Linked DNA regions of Homo sapiens: region 2 is linked to region 1. A link is a loop called in an ENCODE intact Hi-C map of the cell type or tissue named here. Cell type or tissue: heart left ventricle. All regions are shown on one strand. Each heading gives the region's core, and the rest is flanking DNA. Links, peaks and the distances in the headings are about the cores only. Region 1 overlaps FHOD3 (formin homology 2 domain containing 3). Region 2 overlaps FHOD3 (formin homology 2 domain containing 3).

What was found. Peaks named below come from ENCODE experiments on the same cell type or tissue, not always from the same donor. Only the 100,000 strongest peaks of a DNase experiment are listed, where the experiment ranks them.
Region 2: a loop joins it to region 1, with 2.8 times the contacts of the local background. A loop is called at or near these places in 2 of 110 quality-filtered maps.

The regions. Positions count from the first base shown.
Region 1 is chr18:36,620,000-36,628,952 of GRCh38, forward strand. FHOD3 (formin homology 2 domain containing 3) reads left to right here. Exons shown (of 29, transcript NM_001281740.3): 10 at 5,512-5,750. Among named protein-coding and RNA genes, the nearest start is that of TPGS2, 200 kb to the right of the region's middle. In heart left ventricle, for the core only: a CTCF peak has its summit at 4,657 (motif pointing right); no DNase peak of the experiment used is centred there; H3K27ac peaks cover 3,165 bases.
Region 2 is chr18:36,684,018-36,692,970 of GRCh38, forward strand. FHOD3 (formin homology 2 domain containing 3) reads left to right here. Exons shown (of 29, transcript NM_001281740.3): 16 at 3,111-3,161. Among named protein-coding and RNA genes, the nearest start is that of TPGS2, 140 kb to the right of the region's middle. In heart left ventricle, for the core only: a CTCF peak has its summit at 4,203; no DNase peak of the experiment used is centred there.

The DNA of each region.
Region 1 (8,953 bases), core at 288-8,287:
GGGCCTTCTCCCCATTCCAAACTCCCACTGGCTGAAAGCAAGGTGATCCTCCTGAAAGTCAAATCTCATTATGCTGTTCTCCTGTTTAAGAAAACGAATGAATGAGCTTTTCATGACCAGTAAGATGAAACCAAAATTCCTTCCATTGGTACAAGGGCCCTCCATACTCCGAGGCCTTCGTGCCTCTGTGGCCTCATCTCCACCATTCCCAAGATGTGTCTGAAGTTTCAACCACACTCAACTTCTCCTGTTTTTGAACATGAAAGGCAGGTTCTTTGGGGAACTTTCCTTTATCCATTCTATTTTCTTTGCCTGGAGTGTTTTTTCTTCCTATTCTCAAGTTATCAAACTCCTACTCCTGCTGCTGCAGTCACTTCAGATGTCATCTCTTTCCCTAAGGCTCCTTGGCAAGATGGAAGGGGCTCCTTCTGTTTGTCCCCCTACTGCCATTCATAGCTGATGAGAGGGTGCTGCCTTGTGTCCACACCTCTGATTTAACACTCCTCAGAATGTGCGACCTGTTTCCCTTTGAGCTACTCTAAGCCATATGTCTCATGCCTCTGTCTAGCCCCAAGGGCCAGCAGCACAGCTGCCCAAAGTAGAAGTTCAGTAGGTGCTTGAATGAAGGTCTCCTTCAAATACCACACATTTCATGATAGTGTCTACCAGGTGCTGAGTTGAATGAAGGAAGGATGCTATTCAGTTGGAAAGCAGTCACCTTAAGGGGCAGATGCCCTGTGTAATAACTCAAGCTGTGACAACTGAATCCTTTAGATAGCTGGCAGAGTTGGGATTTTTCTTTCTTTCTGAAAGTTAATGCATCTCAAAAATATATTCATTGCCAAAAGACAACCAACTTCAATATATGCAAGGGCAGCAACGAAGCCTACAAGCAGAACCAATTTTTTTTTTCACAAAAGACTGAATGTTCTCAAGCAATTGCAGAGAGCTTGGTTAGCCTTCTAGAATTCTTCCTAATAGAGAAGGACATCTGGTGGCCATTATGTCTTGGACTTGCTGGAAACAGGCCCAATTTCCTGTAATTTAACTCCATTTCAGAAGGGTGATTTGATCCATGTTTAATTAAATTCATTTGAATTTTTATGGCTTCATATTATTTTTTTCACATACATAAATTGACAGAAAAGAAAATATTTTGTCAGATTACGTGTTCTAACTTTAGATTCTGAAAATGTGTCCTTGTAAGGGGTCAGGCATCTTAAGGCTGAAGACTGTAGAGGATGAGAAATAACTATTACTGTTAAGAGTAATTAATAGGTCCAATCTCTGAAGATTCTTCCTTGTCATAGGTGATAGGAAGTATGTATCAGTTATCTTTTTCTGCATAACAAAACACCCCAGAACTTAGTGGTGTAAAACAACAATCCCTGTTCCTGATGTTTTGGGTTAGGAATTTGAGCCTTATTCAGCTGGGAAGTTTTCACTCAGCTGCAGTTATCTAGTGGTTTGAGTGAGCTGAGTGGTCTAAGACGGCCTTAGTTTATCTACTTGGCCTGGCATTTGGTACTGGCTGTTGGCTGGGCCATGTGTCTTCAACAGCCTAGCCCACATGTCTTCCCATGATAGCAGTGTTTCAAAAAGGCAAGTCCCAGTGTGTAAACACTTTTCAGGCTTCTGTGTGCATCATGTTTGTTGATGTTCCATTGGCCAAAGCAAGCCACATTGTTGAGCTTTCATGGGTGATGAGCACATCACAGTCTATATTCTTCTCTCTATTTTGTGTGTGTTTGAGAATTTCCACAGTACAAAGTTAAAGAAAAAAACTGTTCAAGCATTAAAAATGAAACCACCATATGATCCAGCAGTCCCACTTCTGGATATTCATCAAAAAGAATTGAAATCAGGATTTTGGAGAAATATTGGTACTCCCATGTTTGTCGCAGCACTAGTCACAATAGCCAAGGTGTGGAACCAACCAAAATGTCCAATGATGGACGAATCAATAAAGAACATATGGTATATACAGGCAATGGAATATTTTCAGTCTTAAGACGGAAATCTTGACATTTCCTACAACTTGGATGAACTTGTAGGACATTTTGCTAAGTGAAATGGCCCAGTCACAGAAGGACAAATACTGCATATTTTCACTTATATGAGGTATCTAAAATAGACTCACAGAAGCAGAGAGTAGGATGGCCATTACCAGGGGCTAAGGAGAGGGGGTGAAGGAGAGTTGCCTATCAGCAAGCATAAAGTTTTAGTAATGCAAGATGAATAAGTTATAGATATGTGCTATACCACATCGTCCCTCTAGTTAACAATAATGTATCGTACACTTAGAATCTGATAAAAGAATAGATCTCATGTTGAATATTTTTACTACAATAAATAAAAAGAAAAAAATTCTTAAGAATGTTCAGATCATTCAGTGGCCTCAAAGACTGGTAGAAGTGGTTACAGATGTCACCTTAAGTTGCCCCTAACTGCTTTCTTGGTTACATGGGGATGTGTAAGCCGTCAGGGCTGGATTCTGGACCCTACTTGCTCCTTGCCCAAGTTTTTAGTTTACAAATAGCGTTCTACATTTAATTAAAAGAGTTAGAAGGTATTTGATGAGAGGTCTAGCAAATGAGTCACTCCATTACTTGGGACAGTGTTAGAGGTCTTGCAGGACTGGCTCTATCTCACTTAGTGCTCCCACGGAGGATACTCATTGCGCTGTATTTGATTAGGTCTGACTCTTACCACATGTCCTAAATAAGCCTTGGGTGAAAAGCCGTACTCTCCAGGTGTTTTCTAGCTCCCAGTGTTCCTGAGTCTAAGCTGTAGTGCTCACTAGAGCCGAAAGCATTTGGAAATGCCACCGTAGCCTAGCATGTGCAAACAAAGCCTCTCTTCCTGTCATCACTGGACACTGATGACTCTAGAATTCTTATTATAAAAACAAAACCATGAGTGAACAGCAGCCTCCAATTTCTTGTTATGTTGTCCCTGACTGCCAAGCATGAGGCTACCCTTGGGTCTACCAAGATTCTGTGGCCCATTTGCTCCCTCCATGCACTCTTCTTGTTTTAAGTAGCTTGATGTTTTGTTAATTATCTGAACTTCAGAAAGCCCTAACTGCATGCCATGTTATGGTGTTGCCTTGATAATTTTTCCAGATTTTTCTTGGCCTTCAAACTTTCTGGTTATCTCTACCTTCCTTGACAAAGGGCAGTTAAAGTGGATTTCACTTCATGCACACTGTGTGCCTCTCTGAAAGGACTTGTGAGTAGAACGTCACTTGATCCTTGGATCTCTGAGGTTAGACAAGGAATTAGAAATATCTTAACTCTACTTTAGCCCCTAATCTTATCATTCCAAATGTGTGCTTAATAAGAAGCAGAATCAACACATCAGGTCAGAATAAGTTCAAATGGTCTAGAATTTTTATTTATAGAAATGAAAAAAACATTGGCTAGAAACACTTAAAAATGCTGTCCTTTGTTAGGTATGTGGTTGTTCTCAAACTTTTCCCCACAGAATGTCATTTAAAGTTTTAAAGTTGAGATGACATATGTGCTTAACTAAATGCTTAATTTCTTTTTAGTTCTTGCAGTTACAATGCAGAAGGATACTCCTAGGAAATAGAATTCCCAATGAGATTTTGTAAAGATAGAGCTTTTATCAATTCTTGCCTCAAACCTCCCAAAATTATGTTTGGTGAATTCTAGGGGAGTAAAACAGTCAAAAGTCTGTTAAATTATCGTCACCTATGGGAGTTTGTTATAAGATGTATCTGGCATGTAGATGGAAGAGATTTTGTGAAAGCTTGAGCTGGTGGAAACAGGGTAGGGCAGATAAGGGTGGATACACTCCTGGTAAACGGTTTGTGTATCTCAGGTGCTGATATGTCCCTGTGAACTGAGATGACAGTGGCTAACCTGGCCTTGCCTCAGCCGAGCTCACATGAGGGCAGCTGATTTTGCAATAGCTAGGTTTTCTGCACATAGGTGATGTTAAAGCCATATACTGTGGTTAGCTATCTGAGTCTTTATATTCTCCATTCTCTCACATGGAAGGACTGGGTTGTGAAATGTGACTAAGAACACCCACAAGGCTGGAGAACTTGCATGTTTGGGGACTTGGAACTGTGTTATTCCATGGTTGCGAAGTCAGAAGTTCTGTGTGATTAAGGAATTTATGGGCATCTTAGGTCACTTCCTGTGAGAGAATGGATAGGGGAAGGCAGTCATATTCATTGAGTACCACAGAGAAGGCCCTACCCTAGATGCTTTACACAAGTTACCTTTACATAAGTGATTCTCATCACAAACCTGCAAGGGCAATTCTATTACCTTCATTTGGTGAGCCAGAGAGGGTACAAGTAATTTATGACAGGGCACACCTGGTTCATTAGTGGCACAGCCAGCATGCACACCAAGGTCTAGTTGACACCAAAACTTGTATTCTTTCTGCTGTCCAGTTTTAGAGAATGTAGGCGTAGGCATAACAATTAGAGGCCAGAGATAGAGTCCCTGGCTACGAAGAGTCATCATGGATAAGGAGCAGAGCTGGGTGCTAGAAGAGAGGTGGAGGAGAGTTACTCAGAAGGACAGTTAGTTTTAATGGGAGGTGAGAAAGCCATGAAGTAAGATCCAGGACAGAGTGAGATTAAGAGATGGAAAAGCTGGTCTTCTGCAGAGGGCGCCACCTAGACACAGGGCTAAAAATATCCCTTGGAGAAAGGCAAAGGGTAAGAAAGAGTATGGGACCAGTTGGCTCACATTTCCCCATGTAAGCCGGAGTGGCAAAGTGCAAGCCAGTTATTTTTCTGCACAAATATGCGTCACTCTTAGGAAACTTTAAAACAAATCTTAATTCTAGGAGTTGTCTTTTTGTGTTGTGTATCTTTGTGACTTGTGTTTGCAAGCTTCTGGTAAAACTACAGGCTCCACTCCAAATCCTGAACCAGGCTGCTGTGATAGCCTGATAGTGCAGCAGCTGTCAGCCAAGATTTTGAAATTAAACAGTACCTGCTGTGGCACTAGTCCTCTTAGAAAGATTTATGGGTGAGGCCAGTTCCCATTCACCTGGATCTTGTGGCTCTGGCCACTTCTGAGCACCCTCTTTGGGAAAGCGAGCTCAAGACTGATAGGGAACCGGCCACCACTAGGCTTCAGGAGAGATTCAGGCTCATGGAGCAGAAAAGAGACACGGGTGGGCAAGGAGATGGTGAAGGCCCGGGAAATGGAAATGCTGGGGTACAGAGTTAGTTAGGTCCTATCCGATTACAAAAATATTTCTCAGACTCACTGGTCATATTGGCTGCCCGCTTCGTGTCTGTTTGATGGGAAGAACCTACAGTGGCAGGCATCTTCCAGTGCCCAGGCTGTGTTTGGCTTGGACACATGTGGTTGTGAAGACCTGGCAGGGAAGCTGAGGCGTGCAGTTTGCGAAGACAGAGTTAAAAATCCCTATTAGGGCAATCCTGAAATGCAGTCACACCTGAGGTCTGTGAAAGGATGCCAAGCCTGACCTTGCACTGGGCGTGCTCTGCTTTTCCAGGTGGCGCTCAGGCACGAGGATGGCGATGAGACCACGGAGCCACCCCCCAGTGGGTGCCGGGACCGGAGGAGGGCCAGCGTGTGTTCCAGTGGCGGAGGCGAGCACCGGGGCCTGGACCGCAGAAGGAGCCGCAGGCACTCGGTGCAGAGCATCAAGAGCACCCTGTCGGCCCCCACCAGTCCCTGCTCCCAGTCAGCTCCCAGCTTCAAGCCCAACCAAGTGCGAGATCTGCGTGAAAAGTAAGCATTAACTTGGCAGTGGAGAGGGGTGCAAGGATGCCATCCAAAAGAGAGCCCACAGGTGCCTGCCACTCTCCCCTCCCTGCTGGCCACTTTGTCCCCCACCCAGCATTGCTCCCTACCTCTTCTTGACCATTAAACCACCAGCCAAACATCTCGGTGGATTTCCCACACAGGGTGGCCCCTGGCGACTTTTACAGACTTCATCTTACTAATCCCAGGAACTGTTTTTCAGCTACCTGTTTTTAAAAAATATTATTTACTATCTCAGTTAATATCTGTTCAGAAAAGCTGTGTTTTATCAAATGGAAAAGACTTCAAAACACAAAACTTTGGCCTAGAAATAACCACTGTAGGAATGTGGGGTTGGAAGAGTCTCGCGATACTCCTGACAATACAGGGATATCTCTGGGTTGGTTTAAGTTAAACAGAAAAAACCCATATGAGTTTCCAAATAGCTGTCTCTATATATTTCAGTACACACTAATTCCATCATTTAGTCTGAAACATTTTTATTGAGTGTCTGTTAGAGGCCAGGACTACTTGAAGCCATGAAGATACATAAATAGAAAGGTATGATCTCTGTCCCTTTGAGCCTCACGTTTGGGCTGGGAGGAAGACCGAGAATGGTAGATAGAAAAAAATGGAATGATTGGCAATCCTATGAGATATTATATGTATTTAAAGTATAAAGTTTGACAAAATCTGCCAAACCCAGAGTGGTTCTATAGTATAGAGGTACAACAAAAGGCTGGCCATGCCTGCTCCAGAGTCTGGGTCCAGTTGTATCTTCCCAAATGGATGCTCTGAGGTCACTGGGATGAGGGACTTTAGGCTCCAGTCTCTGCCACCCAAATCCACAGGGGCTGACTAACACATTCCCATCCTGCTGCTGATAGTCTGGAAGCAGGAAGTGCTCATATCACTTGGCTGGATCATCCTCCCTCATCATAGAGATCCTCCTGGGAGTCAAATTTAGGTCACCAGGCTACATTATGAGGAAGAAAATCACTCAGAATAAGTTGGATGACCTTAAGAAAGAGTGATCAAGATATATCCCTCCTCTCCATCTCTAAGGGAATACCCCACCAGCACCAAGAGGTGCCCCAAACAATCTGATACCCATGGAATCATTTGAGCAGGACCCAGGCCATGCCTTCAGATACCTGTTATCCCAGGAGGAGGAGGGACTGGTTTGAGATAGATGTGCAACCATGGTCTATGTTGACACCCCTCTTCTACCTCATAACCCCAGATGCCCTCTCTCTACAGGCTTTTATGTTTCTGAGAGTCTGTGTACAGCTCTATTTTAGTGAAAAGAAGACCTAAACTTCTAAACATATTAAGGAAAGAGAACCTTTACCATGAGCATTGCATTTTGTGATCTAGAATCTTAAAGAAACTCAGCCAATTCTCAAAGAAAAAGCCCTCGAAGCTCTCTTCCAGCTGGCTTGAGAAGTTAACATGAAGAGAATTGAGGAAATTGTACACAATCCTCTGAAAAAGGCCTGTATATAAAGCCACCGAAGATGCTGAGGGTAGGAGTTAGGTGGACCTTGTCAGTAGTACTTGGTGTTCTCCTGCTTCATCATGTTTGTTCCTTGTCTGTTTCTTGCTGTTACACTTTTCGAGGATTCCTGTGTTGTGAGTTCAGGTGACAATGCTTTGCAATAGGCTGGTAAGGATGATGATACGGAAGTGGACCATCCTGGGCACGGTTCACAGTCTTGAAGTGCTGGGCTCGGTAGGATCTGAAACAGGAGGCCAGAGATGCCACTCTGAATGCTGTTTGCTTCATTCTTTTTGGAATTTCACTTTACTGGAATTATTACTTCAACATTAATTTAGTAGCATTTGAGCAAAATATACTTTGCAGCTTGTAAAGATAGGTGATGTTTTATCTATCTAGATTGATGATTATGAAGTGACTTCATTTACGAAGCCTGTTGGAGGGATTTTGCCTGTGGCCCCAAAGTGACGGCATGATTTTGATGAGGTGGGAGTGCGATAGTGGGAATGCAGTGGTGAAATGCTGATTGGGAAATGATTTCTTCCTGCATAGCTTAGTCACCTGCTCAACATCTGTGCCTCAAACAGTACCTCAGAGTCAAGTGGCTCATTGTGTTCTGTCCCCTGCAGACCTTGAAAGACACAGAAGCTGCCTCATGTACATATATGCACATTGCTCTTCATCCCTGCAAACGCCCTGGCCGCACCTAACGCTAGCTTATAGCAACATGCCTTCAGATGCCACATATGAAGGATTTGGGGCTAGATTTTATAACTCAGTCACCCAAGTGATGCCAACTTTTGTAAAGAAGGGAGAAATATGTTTTAGAAAGGGGTTCATATTGTTCTAAAAAAATATAGGGCAGTCTCCACTCAGATGGTCCTTTTGCATCATTTGAATTTAACTCTCACGATCATCCTCTGTAAGATTCAGACAGGACAGGTTTTATTAACCTCATTGTACAAGTGAGAAAACAGATGGGGCTAAGTGCCTATTCCAAATCACAGGACTAAGGGCTATGACCAAGGGCTGGGCCCTTGGCTCTTAATATCCAAAGTATACAGACTCCTTCCCAGTCAACCACATCCCAGCCAACCACTCCTAAACATATTCTTCAAGCGAGATGATTAGAGAGACAATTTGATTTACATTCCTTGTAGGTATTTTTTTGTTTGAGGTAAATACAAAAATTCAAAGACTTGGAGAGAAATGCTTAGTCTCCCTGTAGACTTAAGCCAGCTATGTGCTTTAATTCTAATAAAGACTAATAAGAGCTTGAACTCAGATTTGTTTGCTTTGGTTTCTTAGGAAATACAACTCTACACTGAGCATTTGCCCAGTAAGGTACAAGTTTATTGGTCATTGGTCAACTAAAAGCATCTTTATGGGACCATGTGTGTCATAATGAGTTTCATCTTTGCACTTAAAGTTTACAAATTTCATTGGAAGGGGAAAAAATCTTAGTGCTAGAAAGTTCTTAAAATTTAGCCCAAAGCAGGAGCCCTTTCTGTCAAGTTCCCAAGAGATGGGGTACACTTCCAGGCATGGGTGCTCTTTCTCCTGAGGTACCCCATCTGCCCTTGAACTATTCTGTTTATCCTGGTTCTTCCTCTGTTGACAAAAACAGGGCTGCTTCCTGCTCTGTGTGTCAGTCCTTCTGATACCAAACACTGCATGGGACTTAACACGTGAA
Region 2 (8,953 bases), core at 466-8,465, 64 kb after region 1:
CAAGAGAGCACTCCTGAATGCATGTCTGATTTGTACACATGTGGCTTCAAACCTACATGGCATGCCATAGGCTTTGAGAACTAAGTACAGAGTGGGAGTGGATCACCACCCAGATCCCAGAAAACTGAATTAATATTGGAACCAATGTCTGAAGGCAGGTTACAACTTGCAGGTTGAACTTAACCCGGTTGATTACCTGCTAATACAAAATAAAACAAAAATCAAGATTCTTTGTAGAATTTAAATAAGACCTCAAATCTCATTACAAAATATGTAAAATGTACAGAATACAATCCAAAATAACTTATCATAAAAATAATTAGGAAAATTTTAACTCAAAGGGAAAAGAGAATTAAAAGATGGCTAACCACAAAGGACATAGATATTATACATTTAAAGACTTTAAAGTAGCTATTATAAACATGCTTTAGGAAGTAAGGGCAAATACTCTTGAAACAAATGAAAAGATGTCTCTGTAAAAAAAAAATAAAAGATATAAAGATCCAAATGGAAATATATATAGAACAGGAAAATTAAAATAGAAAATTTGTCAGATGGGCCAAATAGAATTGCTATGAGAGAAGAAAGTGAACTCATTGCTATGAGTGAACCTGAAGATAGAACAACAGAAATTTTCCTACCTGAAAACTAAACACAACAAACAAAAATTGAAAGAAAAATGAACAAAGCTGTAGGGACCTGCGTAATAACATCAAAATGTCTAGCATTCGTGTCATCGGAGTCCCAGAAGTATAGGAGAATAGGACAAGAGTGCATTGGTTTTTTTTGTTTGTTTGTTTCTTGAGACAGGGTGTCACTCTTTTGCCGAGGCTGGAGTGCAGTGTCACCATCTTGGCTCACTGCAGCCTCGACCTCCCAGGCTCAGGTGATCCTCCTACCTCAGCCTCCCAAATAGCTGGGACTACAGGCATGTACATGGGACTACTGGCTAATTTTTGTATTTTTTTGTAGAGATGAGGTTTCACTGTGTTGCCCAGGCTGGTTTTGAACTCCTGGGCTCAAGTGATCCTTCTGCCTCAACCTCTTAAAGTGCTAGACTTATAGGCATGAGCCATTGCACCTGCCCATGTGTTATAATATACAGGAATTATGTTATTCATATGTATATGTTGGCAGAGTAAGAATTAGGCCTGGAAAGGTTGTCATCAGAGGCCATGCTAATAACTGTTAACCATTTGCTCTTGATTTCAAGTGATTCTAACTTGTCATTTAAGAACACAGAGAGACCTTGGCAAAATGGCCCTCCTCCACTCATCCAAAATGAATGCTAATCAACCGTAGGCAACTACTAATTATGGTGACTGCAGTTCCATATTTCTGAGGATGTGAATGAAAAGAAATTCAAAAAATAAATAGGAAAAGCTTTCTAAAGTAGTTCCTGAGGTTACCCAAATGACTGACCTTTTATCAGCCATTTCATTGATTTAAATTGTTTATGCTCCTCGTGCTTTTTGCAAAGCATCTAAAAGTTGTTCTTTATCTATTGTCATTTTTGTTGAATATGGTCTTAAGCTTTCTGAGTTATAGGAAATTTAGTTCTAGTGTGGAAAGTGATGAGGTTGGATGTTTATAAACGATGACAAATCTGAGTCCTTGTTGCATTTTTCTCCCGGTCCTACACTGCTGTAGTCTAACTTACTGCCCCTTTATATCCAGTTATCAGTACACCAAGAAATAGAATATTTAAACTATATTATGAGGTCCAGTGTTGAAAACCATGATGTTAGGATTCTCCAAGAAAGTAAACAGTCCAGTGAGAGATGACTAACCACATAGTCTTAAACTTAGATTCAATTTGGAACCTAACCAGCAGGAACAGAAAAACAAAACATTAAAATTAAGAAAACAGCAGGAACAGAAAAACAAAACATAAAATTTGGGCATCTGTGGGTACAGACAAAAGAGAAGGAACAAAGCAGGAGCTTCAGTGATCCTAGAATAGAAACTGAGAATGTAATGGATGTGGAGAAGGAATCCTGGGTTGTCACTGTGGATGACAGTGTGGCGATTCCTCAGAGACCTAGAACCAGAAATGCCATTTGACCCAGCAATCCGATTACTGGGTATATACCCAAAGGAATATAAATCATTCTATCTTAAAGACATATGCATACGTATGTTCATTACAGCACTATTCACAATAGTAAAGACATGGAATCAACCCAAATGCCCATCAATTGATAGACTGGATAAAGAAAATATGGTACATATACACCATGGAATACTATGTAGCCATAAAAAGGAATGAGATCACATCCTTCGCAAGGACATGGATGGCACTGGAAGCCATCATTCTCAGCAAACTAATGCAGGAACAGAAAACCAAACACCACATGTTCTTACTCATAAGTGGGAGCTGAACAGTGAGAACACATGGACATAGGGAGGGGACCTGTGTCCATGTGTTCTCACTGTTCTGTGTGAGAACAACACACACTGGGGCCTGTCAGTGGGGGGATTGGGGAGGGAGAGCATCAGGATAAATAGCTAAGGCATGTTGGGCTTAATACTTAGGTGACGGGTTGATAGGTGCAGCAAACCACCCTGGCACACATTTACCTATGTAACAGACCTGCACACCCCTCATGTATCCTGGAAATAAAAAAAAAAAAAAAATCCTGGGTTGTGGAAGGAATATTCAGCTTGTGGAGTGCAACATAGAATGGCCAAGGAACTTAGATTTAATTCTTAAGATGGCTGTTATGAAGCTACCAGAGCTCAACTGGATGCTAATCACCTCCAAAAGCTATTGCTTGCTTGTTATTGCTGTATTTTATTTATGGATTTTTTAAAAACTTCTCTTTCCTCAGATACTTACATTCTTTCCAACAAGTAATTAGTAGTGTTTCTGGGTGAATCCAATAATCCTATGTTTTCTGCAATCCCTGTGATTGTATTGAAGATCGATTGTATTTAATAATTTTGAAGTACAGGCTTTAAACTTTTAAAAATTCAGCTACAACCATTTTACATTTCTGAGGCAGTGCCAGTCTTTCATGATATACTGTTTATAATTTATTGGTAATTTTCTGAGTATCTAATTCTGTTACTTTCTTTTCCTGTTTGTTTGTTCTACATATTTCCATTAGCCGAGATTATTTAGACAAAAGAGAGGAGCAAAGGCAAGCAAGAGAAGAAAGGTTTGTATATTTCTTCTTTCCCATTGTAACAAATGGCATGTGACTTTGCACTGTTAACCTAGCATGCAGAGAGACTGTCGATTAAAATATAACTGCTTCACCTAAAACCTTACATAGCTGGCATTTTGCAGAACAGAGTGTACTAGTTACCTAAATTTTCCAATAAAAGTATGGAGTTGTCATTTGGTGCCATCATGGTTAAGTGTGTCTATTCCTTCAAATGAGCACGTTTATGTTAGCATAATGACATAGGGCATATATTTGAAATACCCTGCACCACCACTGCTGAGCCTGGACTACATGTTCCTAATGCATGCTTTTATGTCACATGGTCAGCACTCCTTCAAGAAATATTTTAGTATCCACACTGTGCCAGGCAGCAGCTGGGGGCACTAGATATATCTGAGACTCTTTCTGGATGTGCCTGGTCACTTACCTGTCTCCCTACTGAACTGTACTCAGCTCCTCGATGGCAGGAACAATGCCTAGATTTCCTTTATTTCCCCAGTACCCACCACAGTGCTTGGCATGTAGTTGGGACTTAGGAATAATATATGGAATCAGTAAATGAGTAAATGAACCAACAGCTTTATTTAAAATATTCAAGCTGTAAACTACTTTATTTCTTTTTTTCATTTTAAAAACTACTTCATTTATGGTACGAATCTTTGTGGTTTGTGATGCTAACTAGAAAATGCATGAATACATTTTTAAATTTCTATCCACAGAATATTTGTATACAATTTTGTAAGAAAAACATATATGAGATACATTACTTTATAAGATTAAGAAGTATGTTATTAAAATGTTGCTGTAATATTCGAACCAGCCTAGGTCATATAACAGAGCAGCTCAAAACTCTGGTGTTGATCAGTAGTATATTTCAATGGCAACATGCTTTGAATCTCAATAAAAGATACAAAGATGTTCAGTGTCTAATAAATGCAGAGAAACAGTGGAAACTGGTTTTACAAGTAGACTGGCAAAAGACAAGTTTTCACCCCCAGCTCTTTATAGCCTGCAGTTGTCCCCTCTACCACCAGGTGGGGTGACTGCATGGAGAGATGGAAAGACTGCTTTTAACACCTTTTATGCTGGAGCCAGCTGGGAACCTAACAATTTCTGGACTGGGCCAATAAGAAGTAGAATTGTGCTAATTTTCTAAACACCAGCTAAATACATCAGGACAGTCTCTGAGGCAGGGAAGAGTGGAGACTGCCTGTCTTCAATTTAAGAATTAGATGCTTAGATCAACCTCTTAAATAAAATGATGGCATTACTTTGATTCCAACATTCTATTTGATTATTGTCATCCTAATAACCAGTTGTGGCTGGCAAATCTAGAGTGAAACATGCTGCTAAAGAAATAGGAAGCTTATATTTCTCACTAGTACCTGTTTTTTACATCAGAGGGCATCACATATACTTTCACTGAAAATGCGGTTGACTTCCTGCCCAGGCATAAGGAACTAAATTTTATTATTTTAGTTCTCCCCCCAGATTCTGTACTTATTTGAGCTTTCAACAACTTGACTGTTAGGTTAAGTCCACACAGACAAGGCTTGGCAGCTCCTGGGGAGGTGGTTTAAGTGCTGTGTCAAGATCTGAACTGGCTCAGCTGACTTCAAAATTTCCCCAAACCACGGAAGTCCAGCTCTTTCTGGATATTATTTACTGCTCTTTTTTGTCCAAACAAGACTTCACTTATGTCTGGCAAACTCGTAAGAGGAGGTTGCTGCTTCTCCTCTCTCCTCTGGTTCTGCCCATAGTCTTTGCTCCCAGGCTGCCCATCAGCCTGGACACAGGAGTGTGCTCCCCAGGCCCACTGTGGGATTCTTCCCTTGAAGCCACCTCTCTGTTTACACGGAGGTCTAGGGAAGCAGGCACGCATTTTCCTTTGGTTTGGCTCAGCCATTTTTCTTGTTAGTTTTCTTCTTGAATAACCTGGTGAAGATGGGAGTTAGGGGAAATATAGACTTTCATCCCTGTTTCAAAAGCTTTTAAGAGTTCCTACTAAGCCAGGAAAAAGTAAGATTTCCAAGTATAATGGAATTTGGAAATGGAAACTAGTAGAGATCAGAGGTGGGAAGTAGTACAGAAATAAGGAAAAGTAACTCTTCCAGATAGAGCAATGTGTGTTTGTCAAGTCCCACATCTCTTACCCTTAATGCAAGACTCAGAAAAAGACAGCCAGAGTCACAGCAGATGGTTTTTGAGGTTTGTATCATGTAACTGTAACAAGATGAATGTCATCTTATTTTGAGGTGTAGTGACCATCTGGATACATGTTATATTATTTCATATCATCTCACTCCATAATTTCAGACAAACTATGTTATTGGCAATGGTGCAGACCAGGAGTAAGTTTCTGTTGAGATGCTACTTCTCATCCTTTTAAGTATTAGAAGAAAGGCTTTATAGGATAATGATTGATTAAAATGACATTCACAAATAATTTAAAGGAGAAAAAAGAAGTGTGTGTAGTAAGGAATGAGCCAGGCTGGGGGTGTGTTGTGGGGTAGCACAGGAGGATACTTCTGTTTGGGTTTGTTAGTCTGAGGGAGACAGCAGGGCATGGAGAAGAAATGCTTTATAGCAAACAGGGGCTATGGGAACAAAGTGCAAAGAAAAGGTTGGAACTGGGCTAGGGTTTTGGAAATTGTGCATGAAAATGATCAATGAAGCAGTAAGAAAGGGTTCTGAGCCTTGCTTAGAAGGACTGAGAACAGGGCAGAAGTTAAAGGGAGCCAGAGTTTACTTTAATGTAAGTGAGAATTTCCAAATAGAAGTGTGGCAGGAAAAGTCATCAGTAAGTAGGTCTAGGTTAATCTAAAGTCAAGCAGAGTTTCTGTAGGGCCCTGTGAAAAGAGACTGAGCCGCAGTACCAGCCCTGCCACTGAGCTCTGGCGGATGTTGGAGTTCATCCCAGTGGTTTATTTGTCTCTCTCTCCCACTGAACTGTGAGCTCTGTGAGGGTGGGATTTTTCCTTGTTTATTATTAAATCGTGAGTGCCCACTACAGTTCTTGGCACATGACAGGCACTTGACAAACATTCAATAAATAAATGAAAAGATGAATGAACAAACAAATGATATAGGCAGAGGATAAACGGGAATGTTTGGATGAAGGCAGCAAAAGTAGGAAGTCTTTTCTTGGGGCTGTGGTTTGTGGATAGAAAGCCCGGTGCTTCCCACAGAGGAGGCTCTGTCGGTCTGTGGATTGAGTGTGGCTTCGCATGGCAGCAGGGATACGTGACAGTCATTGCATGGGCCGGTGGGTCCTCAGATCAAGTACTATTGGGCCCCATAGCACTTAAGTCATTGTCTAGGAAAAGGTCATGACATAGGTCCAGCTTCCTCCCCAAGAACTGCTGGAGGTTCTTCTGGGGCAGGAGGGGTCGCTAAGCTGTAACACCGTAAATGCCTGTGGCATGGCCGTCTCCGCGTACCAGCCCACCGCCTTCACCACTCTGGCCACTGCAGATGAACGCTGCTGCTGCTTTTTCAGAAAGGTTTAGTGCTCTTGACCTCCATGCCTCTCTGCCCCGCCATATAAAAAAAAAACTTTTAATTATGATCAAATGCACATCACATGAAATTGACCATCTTAACCATTTTAAATGTGTATTTCAGTAGCATTAAGTGCATTCACATTGTTGTGTAACCAGTCTCCAGACTCTTCTCATCTTATAAAACTGAACCTCTTTATCCATGAAGCAACAACTCACCATCCCTCTACCTCTGCTTCTACCATTTTTGTCTAACACATAAACATCATGTTTTGGGACAATTCAGATTAAACCTCTAACTCTTCCCATGTCTTACAGATCTTCAGTGATGGCATCTGTGAGGCCAAAGGGTACACAGGAATAGCATTTGAGTCAAATATATACAGGCTCTGGGATGAGTGGCCCCTGGAGTCTCCCAGAAAGTGGGTTAAACCCTTTGGCTCCCCACAAATTCCTGCCCACCTGGCTGCCCACAGAGAGGCATGCAGAAGGCCAGGACCAGGAATGAGCCAGCAAAAATGAATGCAGCAAGTGGGATGTCCTCCTGGCTGGAAGCCTTTCATTGAGGGCTTCATCACCACCACCCACTCCAGACTCATTTGATTTCTTGCAGTGGGATTCTGACCTCCTGAATTCCTGGACCTGTCCAGATTCTCTTATTTGCACTCATTTCTTGCCTGCCCCTTTATCCTGTGGCAGCAGTGTGGGAATGCCTGTGCTCACAACTCCTGGACTTAGGGCATTTCTGGCCTTGAACTTGCCACCATCCCATTTAACACATACCTGCTGGAGGCCCTGCCTCTTACCCTTAAAATTGTTTTCTTTCAAGGTTCTTGTTACTTCCACAGCCAAGTGGCTTTTTCTTGCTGGCCCGAATTAAGGCCACAAACACATTCCTTTTGTTGCCTCTCTTACCCCTCAAGAGGTGGTGCTCTTGGCCAAGCCTGAAGTGTTTGTGTCTACATATACATGCACTACACACCTTTTATCAGAGATTCACCATGAATGCAAGCTCATTCCCCACAAAAATGAAATGGGATGCATTTGCTCCCTCAGCATCCTGGGCTGCAGGTGGACCTCTGCAGGTGGGGTGCCACTCTGCAGGCTTCTCCCTGCATGCTCTGCCTGCTTCCCATCAGCCTGCAAATGCAAGGCACCGAGGGAAAGAACAGAGGATGGTAATCTTCCTGTTCATGAAAATCCTATTATTTGCTTTTTGAAAACAGACATACACATGTGAACAGATGACTAAATATGCCAGGCAGTAAATGTAAAATGCCATCTGAGTTGAAGGGACTACATATCCGACATGAGTTCAGAGGCAAGGCCAAGATCACTTCCAGCTGTGGTGGTCAAGGCAGCCTTCCTGGAGGGAGATGTGCATGCAAGTGTGGTCCGAAGGGTGGACTGCCTTTGGGCTGGCAGGGAAAAGGGGTGAGGATTACAGATCGAGAAACCACACCCACCTTGAGGATGGGATGCAAAAAATGCATGCTTTTTAAATGCATTGTTTTAAAATATTTTAATTATGTGCTCTGCCTTTCTTATCTGGGTAAATGAGGAACACCATGTCTAATGCCCATTGTGAGGAACTGAAGCAGTGAATTGGATAGATGCAAAGTGAGCGTCTTGAGTAAGCTGTTCCAAAGTTTAGTGGTAGGTAAGATAGTAAGAAACCTGTTACAGCTGAATGCATAAATTTATTTCTGAAAAAATAATGGTGAGTAAAATTAGCAGACATCTGGAAGAGGCACACATTTCAAAGTTATTTTGGTCTGATCTATAAAGCGCACTATGAGGAATATGATTGGTAGCTGGTCTTAATAAACAGTTAGTGGGTTCTGCCTGCCTGAAATGCAAAACAGATGTATCTTTGTTCTTTTAAACTGACTTTGATGAATAAACTCTATGTGACGTCAGGTTCAAGCTATTGGATGTCTGATTCCTACTCAGAAATATTTTAGAATATAAAAAAAGTTTCCATGGTCAGCACTGAGAGAACAAAGTGAATTCCAGTTACATTGCTGTTAGTATTGAAGCAGGTTCAGAAATTCAGAGAGGCAGGCCTTCATCCAAGCAACCCCCTTTGGTATATGGGGGGCATTTTTTTTCTCTCTGCCACACCAAGGCACCCACCCATTTCACAGCTGTGAGCTCCGAGGGGGTTTGGTTTTCAGCCATCACTCTTGAGGCTTTTTGGTGGTGGTTATTGCTGTTTTGCTTATTTACAAATGTTCCCTAAAAGAGCAAGATAGGATTCTGCAGCAGTGATCCAGTATCTAG